Linked DNA regions of Homo sapiens: regions 2 and 3 are each linked to region 1. The links are chromatin loops, found by intact Hi-C in ENCODE. Cell type or tissue: HCT116. All regions are shown on one strand. Region 1 overlaps AP5M1 (adaptor related protein complex 5 subunit mu 1). Region 2 has its middle 88 kb from the start of TMEM260. Region 3 has its middle 24 kb from the start of TMEM260.

The links. Peaks named below come from ENCODE experiments on the same cell type or tissue, not always from the same donor. Only the 100,000 strongest peaks of a DNase experiment are listed, where the experiment ranks them.
Region 2: a loop joins it to region 1, with 4 times the contacts of the local background. A loop is called at or near these places in 9 of 110 quality-filtered maps.
Region 3: it touches region 1 in a loop (2.3-fold over the local background); 3 of 110 quality-filtered maps call a loop at or near these places.

What each region holds. Positions count from the first base shown.
Region 1 is chr14:57,289,536-57,297,535 of GRCh38, reverse strand. AP5M1 (adaptor related protein complex 5 subunit mu 1) reads right to left here. Exons shown (of 8, transcript NM_018229.4): 8 at 1-8,000. Among named protein-coding and RNA genes, the nearest start is that of AP5M1, 25 kb to the right of the region's middle. In HCT116, no CTCF peak of the experiment used is centred here; a DNase peak (open chromatin) is centred at 3,109.
Region 2 is chr14:56,487,671-56,495,670 of GRCh38, reverse strand. No RefSeq gene overlaps it. Among named protein-coding and RNA genes, the nearest start is that of TMEM260, 88 kb to the left of the region's middle. In HCT116, CTCF peaks have their summits at 4,167 (motif pointing left) and 5,074 (motif pointing left); DNase peaks (open chromatin) are centred at 4,190 and 5,100; H3K27me3 peaks cover 400 bases.
Region 3 is chr14:56,552,185-56,560,184 of GRCh38, reverse strand. No RefSeq gene overlaps it. Among named protein-coding and RNA genes, the nearest start is that of TMEM260, 24 kb to the left of the region's middle. RefSeq lists an enhancer at 5,248-5,417. In HCT116, CTCF peaks have their summits at 4,050, 7,188 and 7,387 (motif pointing right); DNase peaks (open chromatin) are centred at 4,054 and 7,427; H3K27me3 peaks cover 2,728 bases.

The DNA.
Region 1 (8,000 bases):
TAGAAGTTCTACTGGATGTGAACTATCCTAAAGAAAAATTTAGTTTATCAATTGACTACACATTAGGATAGTTGGTAAATCTAAGACACATTAGCATACAAATGTTAGATTACCTAACATTTCTTCACATATATATTTTCCTTATAATTCTATATAGACATCATATTTTCTTCACTGATAAGGCAGAGGTAAATCTCATACTAGCAAATTGAGCACACATTCAAAATCAGTGAAGGAGGCAGGAGGGGAATCAGTGGGAGAAACATATAGTTAGTATGTAGGAGTTTTTTTGTATTTAATTTAGTATTTCAGTATAATAAATTAAATATCAAATCAAATATAATAGTAATTACTTTCATTAGACATTTATATTTACCCTACATATCCAAACCCCAAACATCTGGAGGCAAAAAAAATTCTCTCTCATGAATATACTTACTATAATCTTTATTTCCTTCTGCTATATCAGGTGCTCAAGTTTCTGGGATTCTGTTTGCTAGAGATAGACCCATGGAGATATGCTGCCCCCACGGTGTGCCCTTTAACTGGCTGGGGAACTTCAACCATCACCTTTTTGGGCAGTTTCTGTACTAATAACATACAGAAATAGTCTCCTACGCTACAATGCTAATACACTGCAGGAGGTAGAATATATCGTTCAAAATATGGAACTGTTTTTTGTCTTTTGTCTAATCCCAGAGTGGCATATAATATGAGCACAAAGCTTAACATTAATTATGAATTTTTATTGACTAAATTAAGGTCTCCCTCTCAACCATATTGCTCAGCAGTTCTAAATTCCAAGCCATACCTTATGTTCAATTGTGTTTAGGCCTTCAATATTAAATAAAATAACATGCTATTTTAATATGTATGAGAGAAATACTTATGGCACGAGACCACTGTTATTCATATTAAAAAGTCCTTTTGCTCCAGTTGGTTAACAAGCTACAAATATTACTAACCACTTCTACTGATTATTGCCTTAGCAAAAGCAGAATTAGAAGCGTGGCATCTACTTTATTTTAGATTAAACATTTTTTGATTATTGACAAACACATAACTTTTTACTGATTCTAGACTTAAAATAAATATATGATGCTCTATAAATGTACATGTTATAGAAATGGTAAGTAATAAAGTAACAGGCTAACAGTTTCTTAAGAGCCTTTAGCAAGGGGTAATCTTTGATAACTGTGATAGATACCATTTTTAGGTTGAAATGTGGGAAAAGGCCGACAACTTGTCCTGTTGGTAAATCTAAGAAAATAGTTCTTCAAAAATCAGCCAATCCATAAGGGATTACAGAATACTAAACTTGTATTCAGTAACACTAAGAGACCAAGTAAAACATTTTAATCCCTGTTAAATACTATATTTCAATTTCTAAAGTGTAAGAGTGATTTAAATTGTTCATTTTAGAAAGGTAAAGGCTAAAATTCCTTCTAAATTTTTAATTACTAACTTTCCCATTTATCAATGCATATAATAAAGATTGAACTTTTAAAGGTCAAATTGGTACATCTATTGTTCAATGGCTTTTTCATTCTCAATGTAGTCTTTACGAGGTAGTTCAAAATAACTGTAGCTCTCAAAAGTTATCACAATAATCAACCGGTATTTCTCCAATGCATATATTACATACTCAATTACATACTCATTTCAGTAATTTCACAATTGTTTTCATTTTTTGATTATTTTCAGCTTATTATTTCTTATGTATTGCAGCTTCTGGGAGGAAAGTTACATAAAGCATCTGGAAGTAACTGGAAGGTATACCCAAATAAATAAATAAATGAGTTTCTTTCTTTTTTTTTTTAATGGAATATATTTCCTAGAGACAAAAATCTTTAGCAGAGAAGGTAACATTAAGTTTGGCACTTAAACATTTTGAAGTAACATAGTTGAGAAATACTATGTTAAAAGTTATTTATTTTCTAAAATGTACAAGTGACTGACTCATTTTTATTATCACTCATGCACTGTAACAGTCTGGAGAGCAGCAGGTTGCTTGAAGATGCAACAAATATTCTTTCAACACTTCAATAAACACAATGTAAACATTCACTTTAATAATGTTTCCTTTGTTAATGCAAAACCGAGTGCATTTTTTCCTTCCCTCTGGCTGAGCTATGACTAGCTGAGTAGCAACAGCAGAGTGCTGAAAGAATTTTTCAACAGCAATTTGCTTGTTCTAATTTACTTTTCAAGGTTGATGATCAGAATCATTATGTTGCTTGCAAAAAGATCTATTTCTATTAATTTGATCCAGTCATTCCTCTTCTTCTCATCATATTTAGTTTCCCTGGCAGCTTCACCAAGTAAGTTAATTGAATCAGAAGTGCCATTACCACTCCAGTTCTGGTTTCATATAAAAAATGCACTCCTATGTCCTTTAGAAACAAATCTGCTACACCTGTTGAGAAACTATGGGTGTACTGAAATGAACAACTCACGTATTTCCACAGGATGGTGATGGAACCTTTGCCTTTTGCTCTTCAAATGCTCTTTCTAGTTTAGTAGGCCCATGTCTGCAACGGGCAGTACCAAAGTATTATCTGTTGAGTACTCACTTTTTTAAAAAATAAGAAATTCTAAGAAGGTCTGTTTTTTGAGCTAGAACACAATCATCATCAACAAGATCAAGAAAGAGAAATCTTGTGTAATTTTCAAATTATTTTCTTTCATGTAATTTTACATGATGCATGTTGAAAAAGCAAGGCTTACTCCAAATGTGTAATATTCTAGAAACATAATGGGAAACAAGCTATTCCCTACATCTGCAATAACTTTCAAAATAGCTATTTTCCCAATCTCCTTTCTGTGAGGGAATGTGTGTTACTATAGTTCCAACATTTAAAGAGCCCCAGCTAAGTAGTCTGGAAGTTCAATGGTATCACATTCTTCACACTAAACACACCTATAAAACCAGTGGAGAAAAGAAACTCCAACTTCAACCACTGGCAAATTAATAAGAGTTAATATAAATAAATTAGCTCACACTTTCTTTGAAATTGGGTGTAAGCAGGCTATGTGTATGAAAGAGAAAAATCACAGGGTTTTAAAATAGATATAGTCACTAATTATCTCTTTATAACCTGCAGAGGGCACCCAAGTCCTTTGAAGGAAAAAGTAAAAATTTAAGAGGAATAACTAATTTTTAAATTTTTCATAACAAAATTTATAAACATAAAATATCATTTAAAGAGGCCATTTAAAGGAAACATGTAGTTTTGACTTTAAATGTTCAACAGATTAGAAGTGCAAAATTTCACATCCTACTGGAAAAAAAATTCAGCAGGTGGTTTTTAGTGTGGAGCATTTGTCCATCTGTAAATGCTTGTGCATCATACATTAACATGACACTGATGTCAATTAGGCAGATTAGCTAGGGCATTAGAGAAATCAACCAGACCTTGCAGTATCCTGCTTATAAGGCAAGAAGCTAGTGATACAGATACAGCCTTGTATTGTTCCAGGCTATACACAAACACTAATGTTATATCCATGAAACAGCTGGTGCGGACAGTTGGAGGCTAGTTGGAAAGCCTTCAGGTCATAAGAGTTTTAATCACTTTGTTTCAATCACAAAGGAACTCATGAGTTCCTTTGCAATTTTCAGTTTAATGAATCATTTCATTACTATTAACTAATACTGTGTTTGGAGGAAAGATATTTGAATATTTGCCCTTAAAATATTCTTCATCTTACATGATACTGACATGTTTCACAGGGAAACCCACCAAGTCAGACACACTAGTGTTGTACACATTTACGTAAATTCATATACTTGTATATATATGTTGTGTGTATATATATATATATTCTGTGATGGTGAATTTCAAAATATATCCTGTTTTATTGATTAAATATGACTGCACGGAGTGTAATGATTAAAAACACTAGTTTCTTAGCAACATAGCCATGGGAACCTGCCCTCTATCTTTATAGAATGCCGTTATCTTGTATTTTTCCTGATCCGCAATTCTGCTGTGGTTTAGGAACTTGCTATCAAAATATATTTTGAAACTAGTTATTAAATTGAAACTAGAGGAGGCTGGCTTGGCACAAACGTAAGTTAGGTATGCACTTCTTTGAGTCATTGTTTCAATTTATAAATTAGATCACAAAAAGTCTGAGCCAAAAAAAGTATAATAATCTAAATACATCCCTTGTATTGCAAAATGCTACTAGAACAGTAATTACTAAGCATTAAAATGCTGTATATAACTAAATCATTAATCAAAATCTAATCTTTAAAAACATATTTTGTAACAAATCACTATACTTTTTTTTTAAAGGTCTTAAAATATACTGGAGGAATAAATCCCGATTTGACATCTTACAAGATAAAGACTGACATTGCTATTGAAACAGTTTTAAACAGCAAATTGAGAAACCTACCATGAAACATTACCTTTTCTTTCTCAAAATACTGTGCAAAATTCCATATAATATTTCAAAATTTAAAATTATGGAAGAAGAGGTACTCAGATAACTGAGAAAAAGGCAGGCAGAAAAAATTTAATTACTCGGCTATTTTGGTAATGCTGTCACTTTTTTTTTTTAAAAAAGCATTCTGAAAATGAATGCAATTATTCTTATAATGGAAACACAAGAAGCTCCTTTGCCTCAAGAAAAGAAATAGTTAACAAAGCTTCGAAATCATTAGTCTTAAGGTGGATAACTGTGTACTGCAACACATTTTCCTCAACTGGATTTCTTTACCACACAGTATGACATTTTCTAATGGTGGTGGTGGTGGTAGGGGGAAAGGTGAGAAGAAACCATGCAGCTTAATAAAACAGAAGCATTTTCTCAGTCTAAGTTGTAGCCACTGCTTTGATTTTTGGTTATGTCAAGGCCAGTTAAGTATACCCTAGTGCATGAAACAAAACTAGAAGCAATACTTAGAATGTAGTCTTTGTTTCTTCTTTCTTCAAAGCCTATGTTTCCTAATATCATTGTTAGGCGAAGCAAAAAGAAATGTTTGTTCTATTACGTAAGAAATAAACTTCATTTGGTATTCAATTGACTTTCTAACTTAGCAGACAGGACTTTACATCTTCAAATACTGAAAATAAATTGCATTCTTGGCCCTTGCTTTAAAAGGTTATAGAGAATAAACGCACACCCTGGTAGTGTTCTAGTGATCTCCCTAATCTCAGTTGCACTTTGTCAGAACGAGGTAACTGGTAGTTAAGTGAAATACCCTAGATCAAAGGGGGATTAATCACCAACTGAATCCTTGCTGAATAAACCTGTCATTCAAGAAAATTATTTCCACTGAACTTAGCAGAGGATTGAAGGTATTTGCATAACAGGGACCAACGTACTTCAGCCAGGTTAAAAGGTTCAGAATTCATCCCATGTTTAGCTTTTTGCCTCCTTTTCCTTTCAGCAGCCTGGTACAATGGTTTCTAATCTGATAATACAGCTAACTATCTAAATGATGTCAGAACAGGAAAGTATTGCAAAGTTTGGATGAGGGATGGATCAATTTCACTTTCAGTAACTCCTAAATCTGATTTGTTGGAATTTAAGATGTAATCCTAAAAAAGTCCCTTAAACCTGAGGACTGTTTATTAACACCCCTTTTTTTGACCTTTGTCTTAGGAACAACCACTCTGTTGTGGCAGCAGTCCCTACAGAAGGCCTGGATGATAATTCCACCTACCTAGCTCCCAGGGGTAGTGTAGGAGTCTATCAATGTCTACGAAGTATTTTGAAATACTACAACAAAAACCAGAAAAAAAAATTGGCAATTGTTACCAAGTATAAATGTCTGCCTTGAAAGATCTTAAATCATACAATGTATAAAAACACCATAATTTTAACCTAGTAGAAATACTGAATTGGTGTGAAAAAAATGAAAACGATTTTATGGGACAGACTAATGTTTAATAAAAAAAATTTTTTAAACAAATAATTGTCATCAGAATTCCTGACAAGACTGCTTCAAACTTGACATTTGAATCAATTACTTAAAAAGTTAAAAAAAAATTGCCACCACCGTAAGGGTATTGCCTAAGTACTATATTGCTGGCTCTAAAAAGTTTTTAAAATATTGTTTAGTAAAAAATGGAGAAAAGAAGCGTTTACAAAATCATGAACGATCTTTTCTGGAGTTCATTCTAAAAAATTAACACTTTTTTTTTTAACCTTTCGAGTTTATTGAAGAATAATTACCTATGTGATAGACATCAGATTTCATAATCATATTTTGGCACTAAAAGGGAATTTAGCAATTTTGCATCTAGAGAAGGTCTGACACTATCCAAATCTTTCACTGGAAGTAGTTGCTCATATTCACTGCAAACGCAAAGCATCTTTCAAGTTAAAAAATGCAAAGAATAGTTATCAAAGAAAATGAATAAAATCCATAGTGAGATAATTTTTTAGAAAATGATTGAAGTTTTAACCCAAGAAAGGACTCTTAGAGTGTCTTATAGCTTAGAATAAGAACATGTCAATCACGATTAAGCTTCTGGAATCGGAATCCCTTTGAAATGCAGCTGTTTCTTCTTTAATTGTGGCAACGGACTCTGAAGAAAGGAAAGGTCCAGCCTTAAAGATGAGTAAGGAATACAAAATAGCTCAGGATTAGTTGTGGAGTTCAAAGGTCGCTAATTACACTAAGGAGTTCCCAGACACAGGGAAAACATTAAACAGGTCACCTACCAAACGGGAAACAGACTTTGTCTTCAGAAATTATCCTGAAGTGACAGGTTTCTAGACAAAATCAAAAGCATCACAGTGTGCCCAGCTGATCTCAATGGGATGAAAACCTAAGTTGGTTCAGTTCTGTAGCACTATGTTAGAATGGAATGGCAACAGATGGCATCAGGTTCCCCAACACCTCATCACTTTTCCAGGACACCCTAGATTTTCCTCCGGTTTCTAGAAATGTCAAATAGAAGATTCACTGATTTTTCTAACTGCTTATAAACTTTTGCCTAGGGGATTATTATATTAAATCTTTGCCTACTCACTAGATAAATGCCTCTTGCTTACCTTAGTGTATTTGGTAAACATTTATACAATCAAGATTCCAAATGGCTCCATTACCATTAACTTATCAACATAAGTGAAATGTTAAGCTTTGAGTTTAAGAGAGATCAAATAACTTATAGGGAATGATATTTTCTTCTTTCAAAAGGAAAGTTTTCACTGCTGATTATCTATGATTAAGCTAGAATAACAAGTTAAAATCCTGGTCAGGCAGTTATTCTTTTTTTCTTTGTTACTTGGGATAATTTTGAACATAGAACCTTATGCCATGATAATGCTTTGCAGAAAATGAGTTTATGAGTAGGACTGACCTTAATTAAAAAATCATATTTCAAATCCTAAATTTATATGCCCTATACCTTTAAACTATCATGCTTTCTTCTGAGGAGTTAGCAGCTTTTCTAAGCTTTTCCTTAGAACACTCATTAAAAAACAGAACCCAAGATATAATCAAATTGAGTATTAATCTTTAATGCATTTTTTTTTCTCATTTGTAAAAAGACATGAATGAAGTTTTGAGGTTCGTGAGATTTCATCTTTTCTTGAATGGTCACTTAAAGTCCAACTTGACAATGAACTGCTCTGAAAACATAATATGATATATAATTGCAGAAGCAGGTAGAGTATAAAGATGATGACTAGATGGTTTCTGAAGAAATCAAGAGAATGGTAAGAAAGTGAGAGTGACAGCTTTAAGGAGATATATACTACATGTGACTAAAATAAGCTTAAATGATACTCTCTACTCACAGAGTGCCTTTTGAATTTTTACCAGAATTCATTCATTAATTTTAACTTAATAAGACACAGCAAGAGCAGTATTAGGTCTAAATTACCTTTAAAAATTTGGCTGCAGACATTAAATGATTACAAAACACTATGATCATCTTCTGAAGGTATTCTACACATCTTAATATGGCTACTGACATCCTAAGCAAAATGTCAAAGTGGCAGATTAACAAGCTTACTTAAAAACTAACTCTAGAACA
Region 2 (8,000 bases), 800 kb after region 1:
AAACATGAATATGACATATATGAATAAGACTCCTCAAGGAGCCCAATCTAGTGGTGAGCAAAGATAAGAAAACAGACAGCTACAATTCAGTGTGATACATGCCAACACAGTTTGTCATGAGGCCAGAGATGGGCCTGCTTAACACTGAGAGGTAGAGCCAGGAAATGCTCATGAAGATGAGTTCAGTAGAAGCCTGAGGATGAGCAGAAATTCACTAGGAACATAGCCCTGGGTATAAGGAGAAGTTAGTTCAGAAGAGAAAAGGAGAAAAGGAGGGGGAGAAAGGCATGCACAGCAAGGGGAACACCTGCAAACAGTGATGGAGCCCATTGTGTTTCCATCCCACACCACCTGAAGACCACACTTCACAAGCCAGCAAGTCTGGGATGGCAAGGGCTTGTGACAGACACTGTGAGTTGTCTACCCAATAACTCCCTTCCCTTCTTGTTAATGGAATCCTAATTTTGTTTGTGATAACAAACAGCCCGCCCTTGGAGATGAACCGTGACTGGTCACGTCAATCCTTTTGCTCTTAGACGACACTCATTTTCCTAGCCTCCCTTAGAGCTGGGGGTGATCAGATGACCCAGTTCTGGTCCATGAAATGTAATGGGAAAAGTTTCTCCTTTCCTGAAAGAAGGGGCAGAATGGCTGGCACCACCTCTTTCCCATTCTTCTTGCCTCCACCTTAAATATGATACCTGAAATAATACCATGAAACAATAAAAACTAAAATCCAACTTACTGAGAATGAAGGACAGAAAAGACATATATAACCTATGTCCTTGATGCATGATAGAGCAGTTGTTATAACCAGAAAATCCTCCTGCATAGGACTTCTTGTCATACAATAATCTCCCATTTTCAAGCCATCATTGCTGGACATGCTGTAAGTAGTGATCAAAAGCATTTGTACATGATAGAACTTCCAGCTAAAAACAGAGAAGTAGTCCTCTCCCTATTCCTTCTTTAAAATTCCTCTATCAACAGCTTTTCTCAGTTTGGTGCATAGGTTTCATTCTTGACTGACCAGCTCTGTGGATGTCCTTCCTAATATCCATTCATTCCCAACTCTGGGGAGTTACAAAAAGAATGATGTCATTTTGCCCTGGCATATTCAGGATAATGCGGTGTCCATGGCAGCCATTATGTTGTATGAGGTCCCTGGAGCCACGACAGATAGTAAATGACTGTGGTGGAGATGGCACACGATCCTGGGGCCATGCACATGTCAGGCTGCAATTACCAGAAAGATTTCAGCTTTTGCTCCTGGCAGAGGACCTTGTTTATATTTGTCATTGGCACCATTGCTTCCATCACTGGGCCAAAAGCTTATTAGCCACTGGAAGTTGGCAGAGGTGCATGGACCAGAGCAGCTGACTGTGACATGAGGAACTGATATTCTTGCAGTCTTAACAGTGTCTCCACTGCAGCTTTCTACTGGCCAAATTTGTGAGGACCCACCTGTAACAAGGGGCAACTGGCTATCTTTAGTCATCAGCATCAAATCCATCTTCAGCCCGAAAGACAGAAATAATTTAATCCTAGACTTGGATAGATTCGGTGAGTTTTTTCTTTCATGCTCTATGTAAGAAAAACCCACAAAGAAAGCAGCCAAAAATGACTTTTACCCCTGAGTTGAGATCACCTAGATTTTATTCATCAGTGAAAGCTCCGAGAAACGACAAAGCCTTGTGAAAATACACACAGTTGTCCCTCAGTATCCACTGGGGATTAGTTCCAAGATCCCTGCAGATACCAAAATTCAGGGATGCTCTAAGTCCCTTATATAAAATGGCACAGTATTTGCACATAACTTTTACATCATCTCTAGATTACTTATAACACCTAATAAAATGTAAATGCTATGTAAATAGTTGTACTGTATTTTTATTTGTAGTATTTTTTATTGTTGTTTTGTTATTTTTAAAAAACATTTTCAACCCATAGTTGGTTTGAATTTGCAGATGCGGAACCGGCAAATGGAGAGATGACTGTATACTTTCCTCTGTGAATAATAGGGACTTACTTAATGTAAGATCATCATCTTTAGGAGATGGTGGGCTCAGTAAGGGCAGAAGCAAGGTTTTTTATTTTAGCATCTCCCCACAGGACCTAATTTGATGCTCCCTCTTTGTAACTGCATCTTGTGCTGTTTTCCTCACTCTCTCACTCATCTCTCTTGCCTCTCTCATCTCCACCTCTTGCATTTTTTCTTCTCTGGGAGGCTCCATGTCCTTTTACATGGAGATTAATTTAGTTTACCTGGGCTTCTGCAATTCTGCATCTCTACCTATTACCCTCTAAGCACAGCAAAGGCTGGCTAGCCAAGTAGTGCCAATAAGGTTTCTCCTTAGAAGATGAGGGAGGGAAAAGGTTATATTTGTACCTATATCCATATAATGCCCATAAATCATAATATCAACACATTCACTCTCCCACTTAAAAATCTTCTGTACTCTCTTTGCTTACCAAGTAAGCTCCCTTCCCTTCCCCTGATTTTCAAGGTCTTCTGTGACCAAGACCAATCTTCCCGAAAAAAGGGTTTCCCAATATTGGCACTATTGACATTTGGGGCTGGATAAGTTTTGTTGTGGCAAGCCATCCTGTGCATTGTAGGGTATTTAGCAGTATCCCTGGCTTCTACTCACCCGATGTCAATAACATACCCTCACCTAGTTATAACAACCAAAAATGTCTCCAGACATTGCCAAATGTCCCCTGGGTGGCAAAATCTCCCCTGATTGAGAACCACTGCTTTAAAGCCTTATCACCTGCTACTTCCCATACTAGGCCTGTACTCTATCTATATCGGACACACTCAGAGTGATCTTCCCTTCATACTTCTGCTTATTCTCTTTCTCTGGTTTGCGATGCCCTCCCTTTCACCACCCAACTCCATCCACCTAAAATCCTACTCAGTCTTTTATGGCCAGTCTTTACTCCATGAAATATTACCTAATTTCCTCTTAATCAAAGCTTTAGGCATTTGTCCTTTGAATTCTCAATAACGTTTTGTTGATACCTCTCATAACTTTAATTCTGCATCATTTCCATTTGACTCCATGAGTATAATAACTATTTTGTAGGTGTTCAACAAGTGAGTGTTTGCTAATGCACATACATATGTGTGTTTTTGTGGTTGAAAATTGGAACACGGGTGTAGGAGATAATGTTCTTTCACCTCCTTGAAGGAGGCCAGAGGGGGGTCATTCTCATGCCTTTTGCATCCTTCTTCCTGAGCTGCTGGTAATCTATTGTACTAGATGTGAGGATTCAATAGACCCTGCCGTACTCAACAAAATTTAAGGAAATAAGCAAAAGCTGATCTTATTTCCTTCTGTGATATGGTTTGGATTTGTATCCCCACCCAAATCTCATTTTGAATTGTAATCCCCAATGTTAGAAGAGAGGCAGGTGGGAGGTGGTTGAATCATGGGGGCGGATTTCCCCCTCGCTTTTCTTGTAATAGTGAGTGAATTCTCATGAGATCTGGTTGTTTTAAAGTGTGTAGCACCTCCCCCCAACATCTCCCTTCCTCCTGGCCACATAAGAAGAGCCTACTTCCCCTCCCCCTTCTGCCATGATTGTGAGTCTTCTGAGGCCTCCCTAGCCATGCTTCCTGTATAGCTTGTGGAACTATGAGCCAATTAAACTTATTTTCTTTATAAATTACCCAGTCTCAGGTATTTCTCCATAGCAGTGCAAGAACGGACTAATACATCCCCCAAAGCCCATGGTAGGTGCCCTAAACCATTCTCATTGTTCCTAAGTGCTGAGAAAAGTTGAGGCCACTCTCCTACTCCAGCAAAGCCCTGGAAATGCAAAGGTCCCAGCCTCATCTGACCAATCAAGATCCCATGGCCATAGGCACTCACACTGAGAAGCCTTTCTGCCACAGTAAGTCATGTCAGCAACATTAAAAACAAATTTAAGGTTTTTCTAGGGAGGCTCAAACTTTTCCTTTATAAGTCACTTGTCATCTCTGGCGACAGGACAGCTAGAAACTCATAGATTCCAGGAGAGCTTTCCAGCTGTCATGGTAACTGACCCGATGTGGCGCTGAAACTGTCCTCATAGCTAACCAACCATTACAGTGGTCCTTCGCTGGATCGGGGGGTGACCTCAGGAAATTCATTTGGAGTATTTCTCCACTGCCATCTTGAGGTCACTGGGAATAGTGCATCCTCCTTCCTTTTGTCATTGAACAGACATGGGCCTGAGGGATTTGCATGCTCTCTCTGCCTCCCATGACAGGTGCTGCAGCAGGCTCAAGAAACAGCATTGCCCTTATCACTGGAGCTTAGTCACTCTCGCTGTTCTTACCACGAGGCAGACCTGTCAGCAGGAACATGGATGTCTTAGCACTCAATGACATATCCTAGACACACCATGCTGCTTACTTTAAAAGAAAAGCTTAGGAAAGAAATGGAATTATAAAAATAAAAAAAAAGAAAATCTCTTTCAGAATCCCTACTCCCATGAGATGTCCAGGGTTCGAACTTTAAAAAGCAAAAATAAGAATAGTGGCCAAGAAATACATTTTTGTGTATGTGTGTAAAAGATGGATAAAATAAGGCATTGTTTAATTTCCTTCTGACTTCCCAAACAATTTCATATCATGGACATGAATGCTTTCTCATTTTATATGAGTTTTTTTTTAACCTGAATAATACAGAGTCTATTTAAAACTATTTTACCACTTATAACCCTGGAAAAAACTTCTTTCTCCTGGGCAGTGCCTGGTGGTTGGTTTGAAAAGCTAGTGGCTCCTTTTCAGAGTGTTTTTCTTAAATAAATGTCTGTCACATTAATGATTAAAATCAATTAAGCTCAATCATACACCTGAATCTAGCTAGAAGAGAATAATTCAAATGTTCCTAGCATAAAGAATAAATATTTAAAGTGATGGATATCCCAATTACCCTGATTTGATCTTTACACATTATAAGAATGTATCAAATTATCACATGTACCCTCGAAATATGTACACCTCATATATATAAATTTTAAAAATCAATTAAGTTCCTTTTGGAAGAAAGGGACACTGATTTCCTCATTCTAATTAGGTGATGTATTGCCCTCTAGCGGCATGATATGATAAATAGTGATATAAATCCAATGCAGGATGAATTTGCCTCCATTCATTCAGTGGGTTATTGAACAGCTACTCTGTGCCATGTACAGCTCTGGGCTCTGCCCGGGTACAGCAGCAAAGAAGATAAGCCAGTGTCTTCACTTCAAGGAGCATATATTCTAATGGGGGGATACAGAAAATTAAAACTTAAATAAGAAAAATCTTAGTGATATATGCCCTGGAGAGAATTAAAATAGAGTTATGTGGAAGACAGTGGTTGAGTAGATACTTTAGATTGAGCCATCTAGGATGTCCTCCCTATGAAGATGATATTTACCCTTAGATATGAATGCCAAGGTAGCTAGCCAAGACGAAGATCAGGAGTAGGAACATTTTAGGCAGAAGAAACAGCTAGAGCAAGAAGTTTAAGACAGAAATGAGAGGTGTTCAAGGAACAGAAAGATGGTCAGAGCTGCTGAAGCTTGGTAGATGGGAGAATGGCATAAGATGAGTTTGGAAAGGACAGATGATGGCCAGATCATACACGGCCTTGGAAAACCAAAGAGAATAATCTTTGAAGATATCAAGCAGGGGAATTACACTATTTGATTCACATTCTTTAAAAACTCTGGTTACTATGTGGAGAACAAATCCTTTGTGGAGAACAGAGGAGGCTGCTATAGTAATCCTCCAGGAGAAATGATGGCGGCTCGGCCCAGCATGACATTGATGGGAATGAAGATGGTTGACACATTTAGATATGTTTTAAAGGTAGTATCAGTGGGATTTGTTCATGGCTTGGTATAGGTAGTGAGGGAAAGAGAGGACTTGAGAATGACACCTTGATTTTTAATTGACTAACAGAATGGAAGAAAATGATATATACCAAGATGAGAAATATTGCTTGAGGGTTGTGTTTGGGAAGCAAATCAGGTCATGGCCTTCATAATTAGGATACAAAATACAGAACAACTTTTTTTTTTTTTTTTGAGATGGAGTCTCGCTCTGTCACCAGGCTGGAGAGCAGTGGCTCAATCTCAGCTCACTGCAACCTCCCCTCCCTAGCTGAAGTGATTCCCCTGCCTCAGCCTCTCGAGTAGCTGGGACTACAGGCGCCCACCACCACGCCCAGCTAATTTGTGTGTGTGTGTGTGTGTGTGTGTGTGTGTGTGTGTGTTTTAGTAGAGACGGGCTTTCACCATGTTGGCCAGGATGGTCTCAATCTCTTGACTCATGATCTGCCTGCCTCGGCCTCCCAAAGTGCTGGGATTACGGGCATGAGCCACCGAGCCCGGCCAGAACAACTTTTTAAAGAATGTGTTAAACAAAGATGATGAGCCAATAAATATAAATATTCACATTTCAAGGGGTCCAAGAGAGCTATAGAGTTTATCAAAGGAAATCAGGAAGAAGAGTTCTCAGATTGCAGTATAAGGCACCCTGAACAACCAGGAAAGAGAATTTAGCACTATGGAGATAAGAGCCAGTGGCTTTGAAACCTTCTAGAGCTGTTTATCTCCCAGTTTCTTCTCTGTATTTTGGGAAATGACATTATATACCACATGAGAAGGTTGCAAGAGTCACAGGACATTAGAAGTGAAAAATCTTGGAGGAAAAATGAGCCCAACTCCCCTTAAACCCTTCTTTTCCAAATAAAGTGGTGGAGCTCAGACCCCAGGGAGTAGAAGGGATACCAGCATTCATGGCCCTCCTGCAATATACCAGACACAATATGAAGAACATCACATGCCTTACCCCATCATGTCTTTGAACAATCTTGCAAAGTGTGCATAAATTTCCATTTCTAGCCAAGAAAACACAGGCTCTGGGAAGCCCAAGGCCCTACAAATGGCTACTGGAAGAGATGGGATGAGAACTCTCATGTTCCAGTGCTCTACAATCCATGTAATGCCATGCTAAAGAAGATTTTTGAAAATGTGAGGAGGGAAATGAAACTAATTTGGGTAAATCTTTTTAGAGTTTAATATTCTATCCTTTCACCTATACATGTTGGGGCAAGCCAGATTGCAATTCTTCTATGAAGCAGCCAAGCAAACTCTCCCAGCTAAACTTGGGGATGATGACGATGATGATCATGATGATGATGATGATGTAGCTGCCATTCACTAAGTGTTTTCTATGTTCTAGTGTTCCAGATACATTCATTTGCTTAAAGACAACAAACCTGCAATCTACCATCTCTATTTTCTAGATGAAACTAAGACATAGGTTAAATTATTTGCCCAAGGTCATATCACTACTCTGCCCAGTGAAAAACCTTGATGTGGACTCAGGCATATCTTCTTTCTCTGCCCATGTAGCCCTTTTAACAGCTTCTCTTCTCTGGAGTCGTAGTGCCATGGCCCACACAGGCATGTCCTCATTTGCAGCCCTGGGGATACAAAGAGTGGGACCATAGCTGGGGTGACCTTTGGGCCACAATTAAGTATCACACATAGTATGAAATCCTATCTAACACTGTACTCTGAACAATAGGACAAGTGAGAAGAGGAAAGAAAAGCAAATGTGAGCCAGCCATGTGATCCCATGGCTACCCTAAGGGCCTATTAATATGATTCAGAGATGCCTGAGTAACTGACTCTTGTTGCAGTTCCCTAGTTTAGGAGTGAAATGAGACAGTGTTTGCCTTGAGAGACCAAGAACTGAGTGAACGCCTGAGTATGTCATACCATGCTGTGCTCTGTAATCATGTTGTTTATTGCATGACCCCAAGATTATCAGATGCATCAGTCCCAGATGAATATATAGCACTGGCATATAGCCAGACTAATTAATATGTAGAACTCTCTAATCTCATAAAATTGAAGGAGGACAGTCTTTCTGCGATGCTCAGTTACAAGGGTATTTTTAGCCCACTCTCCTTTGTGAGGATTGGAGAATTTGAAAACTTGTGTCTCTGCTT
Region 3 (8,000 bases), 740 kb after region 1:
GTTAGTTTTTTAAGTGTCCTTGTCTCGGGCTAGGATTGGCTCCAGAGCCTGAGTATGTGCATAAGAGGGGTGGTGGGGGTGGGGTTGGGGTGGGAGGAACTGGATTTATCCCCGTAAGTGGCTTCAGACATAGGAATTAGTGAGCTACAGGGGCAGAACGCAAGCAGTCAGAACAGTGTGGGACTCCCAGTGGACGAGGGCCCCAAGGACACAGGAGGAGCAGAGGTGTGTGGCCAACGCTGCAGGTGCAAAGCAACGTGTCCCAAAATCAGTCAGCAAGGAGCAAGGAGGGTGATGGTGGAGATGAGTTGAATTTGAGAGATTCTTCTTGAGGTATTTCTTTAAATAGAGTACGAAGAGAGCCATGCCAATGAAAGACCAACTGTAGCCAGTTTTCTAACGTGGTATTTCTTTTCTTTCTTTCTTTTTTTTTTTTTTTTTTTTTGAGATAGAGTCTCGCTTTGTCTTCCAGGCTGGAGTGCAGTGGTGTGATCTCAGCTCACTGCAGCCTCCACCTCCTGGGCTCAAGTGATTCTCCTGCCTCAGCTTCCCGAGTAGTTTGGATTACAGGTGTACGCCACCAGACCTGGCTAATTTTTGTATTTTTAGTAGAGATGGGGTTTCACCATGTGGCCAGACTGGTCTTGAACTCCTGACCTCAAGTGATCTGCCCACCTCAGCCTCCCAAAATGCTGGGATTACATGCATGAGCCACCACGCCCAGCCTTCTAATGCAGTATTAATATTTCTGAAACATGGCTTATTATCAGAAACATCTGGTGGAGCTTTTCAAAACTGCCCATTCCTGGGCTTACCCTTGTCAATGCTAATTAGTAGTTCCAGATAGAGCCTGAATAGCTGAACATTTCTAGAGCTTCCCAGGTCTTGATTAGCTTGGTCTGGGTCCCACTGATCTAAAGGTACAGCCCTTCGGGCTTTTTAAAGTTTCGACTTTTATTTTAGATACGGGGGTACATATGCAGATTTGTTACATGGGAATATTGCGTGATGCTGAGGTTTGGAGTACTGATTCTATCGCCCGGGGAGTGAGCGTAGTACCCAGTACATAGTTTTTTAACCCACCCCAGCCTCCACCCTCTAGTAATCCACAGTGTTTGTTGTTCCCACATTTATGTGTGTTCAATGTTCAGCTCCCACTTGTGAGAACATGCAACAACTCTTCATTTAACAGGTAAGGAAGCTGACACCAGGGAGGTTAAGCATCTCACCCGAGCCACACAGCTGGTTGATGGCAGAACTGAAACTGGGTTTTAGTCCAAAGTTCTTTCTATAATACACATTCCTGTCACTATATTCAACGGGTAAAGTTGCTTGGGGGAAAATACTCCCAAATATAAATGCATTTGTATTTTGATATAGGAGTATCAAATAGCATTCATCGTCATAAACTATGAGCAACCATAATTATGCACAAATTCTATTTGACAAACTGTCTTTTCAGCTCCTAGGTGTGTGGCTGTATCCCCAGGTGGGATATGAGTAGCTTATATATTGGAACTTTTTTTTTTCATTTTTATACCTCCAACTTTTCCCACAGTACATTTAATAAATGTCAGTTAAATAATTGTAATGACCAAAAAAACTCAATATATTATGACATGTTTGGTGGGGAAAATTCAATAGCATGGTATGAAAACATATTTATGCTTTTGCAAACCTCAGAATTTTTTTTTCTTTTCAAGTCTGTCAAACATTTGCCATTTGAATTACAGCTTGTTTGATAAGTGATATCAATCCATGAAGGAATAATATAATACTTCCTACTTAAAGGAGATTTTGTCAAATATGATTGAGTAAACCAACTTCAGATGAATGGATCAGTTAATGCACTTAGCTTGACGAATTCTCTGCCTCAGTTGATAGCACTGATTTTCACTTTGGGGATGGCAGTATGCCACACTAAGCCTGGTGTCACATGTTACCTTCCTTTTTCAAAAAAGAAAACTGAGGCACAGAAAGTTTGCATAATCCTCCTAGATCACACCACTAACAAGTGGAGGAATTTGGAGCCTGTGCTTTTTCTATGCATAGTTTTATGCTGCTGCCCAGGTAAGAAGAAGAAGATTGCTGGGTATGCTTTTGCTTTTGCTGCCCAAAGATGTCTGCAAGTCACACAAGCACAGAGGCAGAAGAAACTTCAAGAGAGTAGGAGGAGACTCAGGGCCAGTGAGAGTCAGTGCGGGAGCTTTGTTAACCACATAAGCCATCTTCATGGGTATTCTCAGAGGTTTCTGAGGTCCATAGAACCTGGCACTCTGGGGGCTCCTGGTCCTGACAGAACCCCAGGATAAGGAATAGGGCAGATTGTGCTCATTTATCCCCAGAGGCTTAGAGCCCAGTAGGGGCTAGCTCTCCTAAGTCTCTGGAACAGAAGTCTTAAGGATTTGTTCAGGAGTCAGCGTGGGGTCTCCACACCAGAAGAATGATGACTTGATGTCCGTAGGGATGGGGCTGTTGTTAGAACTTGGAAGGGCCGCTCGTTACATGACTTGGCTTCAAGTTGTACCTGCATAGCAGGTGCACTGCTTTTGTTTAGATTCTACTTTTATTTGGGGTGGCTTTGAAAGGGGCTGGGTGGAGATTACTGGAAGGGGTGTTTCTAAATCTCCCAAGATACCTCTTTGTGTCCCCGTTGTGCAAGAGACAGCTTCAACTGAAGAGCATTCACCACCATCTGAAAAGGAAGCTGGAACGCCATCGACTCTGAATCTAACTTGATGTTCACAGGAATAGAGGATCATCAAGTACCACGCAGGTGGTACTTGACATCTACAGGGGTCCCTTTAACCCATCTAGAGGCAAAGGAAGTGTGGCAGTCTGGGCCATCTCAGATGGCTCTCTGGACTGCGGTCCCTCTGGAGCCAACCTGTTCAAGTTGGCACACAAAGCTTCCCTCTTAGCTGGGCCTCCATCTGTCCAGGCAGACCCAGTCACATAGTTTTGGGAAAGCAGTCTTGGGCAACCTTCTCTGGTCAGAAGGAGAATGAAAGACCCAGAGGTGGTAGTCACTGGACCCTGAGCAGGAGTCTTAGACATCCAGGGAGACAAACAGTCCCAGCTATAAGGACCTTGATTTAGCCTTTGCTGGAGAAATTATGATTAATGTACCTGAGGAGGAAGTTATCTGGGGTTTGAAGCTGTTTAAATGTCCAGGAGCAAAAGGACGTTAGGTCACCAGAGGCATAAAAGGAACTGAAGGGCCACAGTACTAAGAGAGAATCTCAATGACCTGCCCTCTCCTAGGGAGAAAGGAAGATGGAAGATAAGAATGAAGATGTTCTAATAGAGGGATGAAGGAAGAGGCGCTGCTCAAATGTGCTGGAATCACAGTGATGAACACAGAGCAGTTCTCCAGCATAGCCAGCCACCACGGGGATCCTGCACTGTGCTCTTACCACTACCCCGGGCACCCAAGATCAAGTGCAGGGGCTTCTGCCAGGGATTTGAGACGAGGGCAGCAGACCCTCAAGCTAAGCCTTCTAATTCTAGAGAATGTATTGCTATTGATGAAGGTCTGCCACGTAGATAGCGATTAGGTTTTTTTGTTTGTTTGTTTTGGTTTTTTAAAGATGGTGGAGATGAACAAAAATGGGAGACACATCCATCCTGGCTTGCAGACACCTTTCTGTCTTCGAAGGTGTTAATTCTGCCCAAGTAACCTCACCACACATTCATGTGCTGGGCCCACAGTGATGCTTATAAGTGAAAGAGTTATTGCCAGAAAATGTAGCTTGTGGATGGAAGGGACATAGTATTTCTCACCACCGCACTGGAGCTGAGTAGAACAACTTCAAATACAAAATATAAACTCACCCAAAATATTGACATGCGTGAATGTTGAAGTTGTCTTCAGTTCTACCTTAATCAAATTGGCGAACATAATCCAGTCTTACTAAGACAATTAAAGGGACACTTCTATAATTAGATGGAAAGGTGTTTTTTTGTTTTGTTTTTTCTAGGGATTTCATCATCCACCTTGCCAACAATCTAAAGAAAAAAACATGCAGATCTTATGGCACTAGAGCATACTCTAGTGGTGGTGAAGAAAAGCAAACACTTCCAAACTGCTATCTGTATCCACTGCTGGGGAGTACTAGGTAAATACTTCTTGTTTGGGCAAAAGGTTAGGTAGGATTGCCTCATAAAACAGCAAAGAAAATGGATGGAGCACTGTGTGACAACTCCACGCCATGTAATTCTCCCCTAAGAATAAGGCAAGTTCTGTTTTATCCAATGCTCAAAGCCAAAGGCAAACAAACAAGAATTATTAAAAATCTTAAAACAATCTAAAATAACATCCTACACCGTGAGGTTTTAGCGAAGCTTTTGGGTTTTTTTTTTTCTTCTTCTTCTTCTTAAATCTGAGCCACATTTAGACTTTCCCCTTAGAGATTCTGTTTAAAGAAAGGAGAGGGAGCAGATAATAGATATAATACCTAAAGCAAACTCCCTTCAGCCGTGACAGTGTTATTACAAACTTGAGTGAGTGCCATTATTTCGAATAAATCAAAACAATGGACCAGAACCAATTTTACATAAGAAAATATTGTTCAATTTGTTGCAAGCCATGGTGAAGACTCCTCTGGTCTGTCAAGTGATGGTTAATATAAGTAAGAACATCTGTCCTTGTTAAAGATAGCACTCATAAAAGCAAACTTATACATTTAACCAAGTAAACTCATTGCCATATGCTGTGTGTGTCTCCAAACTGAGGGAAATATATTCCCACGGTTTTAAATGTAAATTATACTCTTACATTCAAACTAACATGAACTAAAAGGAAGAAAAATCCAACATCACCACACACATAAAAAATAAAAAAACTTTTTTTAAAACCAGAAGCTTTGTGTTCTATTGTGTTTAGATTTAAAATATGGAACTATTTAGAAAGAATTAAAGAGATTATGTTTATTTGATTTCAAGTTATCTCAGCAAGAAACATATTTTTCATACCTCTTTGGAAGAACAGCAGGTCAAATGACACATTTGTGAGTGACTGTTTGAAATATTTCAGCCACGCCGCAGGGTCCGCCTGACCTGGGCACCGTAGATCGAGGGAACAAAGGCTTATGTTTTAAAAGTTCCTTTAAGAGCCTTTCTGGGGGAGGGGAAAGGGGGACACGGGAAGCTGTCACAACCTCGCTTTTTATTTTTATCCTATGACACTAATCAGTTTAATTATATTTCTAACCCATGACTTGGGATCATAATTAATTCTTCCAAATGCAAACATTATATTGCATAATTCTGCAACTTTGCAAGAATCAACACAGTTTGTTTCAAAGTCACCCACATTCTTTGAACTCCAGAGTTTCCCAGTCTGTGCAAATTCATTCCTCCCTTTGAGTAGGTTTTGTTTCTGGCTATGTTCAATAGCAAAGGTGGGTCTTTATTCTTAATGATAAAACAAGTTGCAGAACAGTTTCATTAAAGAGATCCAGGATCTGAAGAACCTATTCACTTCATTACTTGACTAAATGAAAATCATACACTGACGTAAGGTTAAATGGGGCTGCGATTTCCTTATTAAATGGAACAATTAATATTACAAGTGTTTGAAGATCATGATCGAGAAGACTTCACTGAACGTTTCCAAGAGTAATTATTGCAAACAGAACACAAACCCTATTTAGGGTGTAACTCAATATGAGGGCTTGTGAGTCAAATGTTGAGCCATTTAGAACTACAAATCTTTCTTTGTGGCCTTATTAAAGAAATTCTCCCATCTCCATTTAAAGGGATAGATTGCCAAGGCCTAAATAAAAGGCCAGAACCTAAAATGAAAATGCTTCTGACTTCACTGCCACACCTGATACTTCCAATACAGATTTCCTCCGAGTGCCGCTTTCTTCACCTCCTTTGCCCCGGGCCTTCATAATCCAGAGAGAGAAAAATGAATTTCATTCCCAAATGCTAGAATTGCTGGTGCAGAATGTAACTAAATATCAGCAGCTGTGCCAGGGCACCTGGGGCCATATAAGGAAGCCTTACAAAAGACTTAGTTATGAACAAGATCCCAGTTCTCTGCTCATCTTGGTTTTCTGTGCTTTAAGAAGGGCAGGGAGAATTGCAACTATGCCCTTAAAAAAAGTGTGTGTGTTGTGGGGGAGGGGGGGGCGGTTCTAGTTCTCAAAAAAAAAAAAAAAAGAAAGAAAGGATAAAACAGGTGTTCCTACTGCAAATAAATGGGACCAAAGTAATGCTGCTACAGCTCATGACCATGACTTCTCAAACATTAATGTACAAATGCATCACACAGGGATCGTTGAAGATGCAGATTCTGAATCAGTAGGTCTGGACGGGGCCTGAGAGTCTGCATTTCTAATAAGTTCTAACATGATGTTGGTGCAGCTGGTCTAAGGTCCACATTTTAAATAAGGAGTTAGAGCAATTCACGGCCTTTTCACGTGATTAGCCTCCTTCTCTATATTACTATTCCAAAGTAGTTTCATTTAATACTTGTCACTCAATCACCGAAGTCAGGATTTTCCTGAAGACAAGCACTGTGTACCCCATCTCTGCTATATCCTTTAGCACCTAGCATAGCACTAGGAATGAGTGCTATTATAAGGATGAGAAAAAGGAAGTAGCAGGTAACAGAGACAGACCCTTTCTGGAGGTATGGGCAGCAAAACTGCGAGGAAGGAGGCAGGTTCAATGGCAATTATGCAATCTTTGTGGAAAAGGTGTCATAGAGCCTCTCTTCACAATTCTTCACAGATATCTTTAACAAAGAGTGTCTGAGAAGACAGTCTGTGATCTCTTTTTATCTCTCTTTCGGTGTTTGGAATGACGGTATTGTCCTTCCAGAAGAGGAAACAGATTTAGCAGAAAAAGATTGGGTTTAGGGACTGGCAAATGGAATGCACTGTCTGTGACCTTGACTCAACCTTAAGATGATCATAGCCACTTGCAAGTTGATTTTAAGGGTTATAAAGGATCTGTATAAAGCACCCAACACAATGGCTGGGGATAATAGTTGCTCAATAAATGTAAGTGCAATCAATTCTCCTGTATCAGGGCTTGCTGTAACCCAGGTGTTTTCAACCTTAGCAACTGCACATCAGAAACAGCTGGGGGACCTTTAAAAATTCCTGATGCCCCCAGGCCATACCTCAGACCGAGTACATTATATATCTCTGAAAGGGTGAATGGGGACGCTCTTAAAACCCCCAGGTGGTTCTAACACCCAGTAGCTGAAGTTGAGACCACTGACCTAAGTGTAGTGAAGGAGCAGTCACTTCTTTGGGGCTTAGGAATAGGCACCAGCTAATTAGCCTCCCCTAAGGATGGCAGGGAGAGAGGGAGGATGGTGAGAAGCTTCCCACCCTCATGCACATCCCCAAGGCGTGTCTTCTCTCTTCTCGCCCTGCAGGGGACAGCAATCTGCTAGCAATCAGTGCTAATCAGTTTCCTCCTAGTTACAGAGCTATCCTGGGGTTGTCAGGACAGTGCCATCCCTCCGGATATTTGAGCATAGATTACTTTGTGTTATTTGTGATTTGTGTTTATCTACCTTCTCCTTAACCCAGTATGATTACTTTATTATTACCACCCACATTTTCCAGGGGTTCACCAATCTGTGAAATTGAATGGGGTCACATGAATAAAACAGCCACCGGAAACACTCATCTGATATTCAGTTCCTGGCCAGCTCACCCCACAAGTGTGTCTGTTTCCTGGGGTGTGCCTTGTGTGTTCTTGAACAAATCCAGTCAGTTACCATGCTGATTCTATAACACCGTATCCATGAGATGAAACTATCTCATAGGATGGTGAACAATTAAAATAACATGCGTAAAGTACACTAGCTTAGTGCGGGGAGCAAAGTTATGTTTTTAATAAATATTATGGTTTTACAATTAACAGGTGGCACCTGCTGGGCTTGACCATCCCTGACAGGCACTGCCTTTGTCAGACACTACAATCCCTTCCTGATGCTATTTTTTCTCATCATATTGCTTCTGCACAGGGCTCCT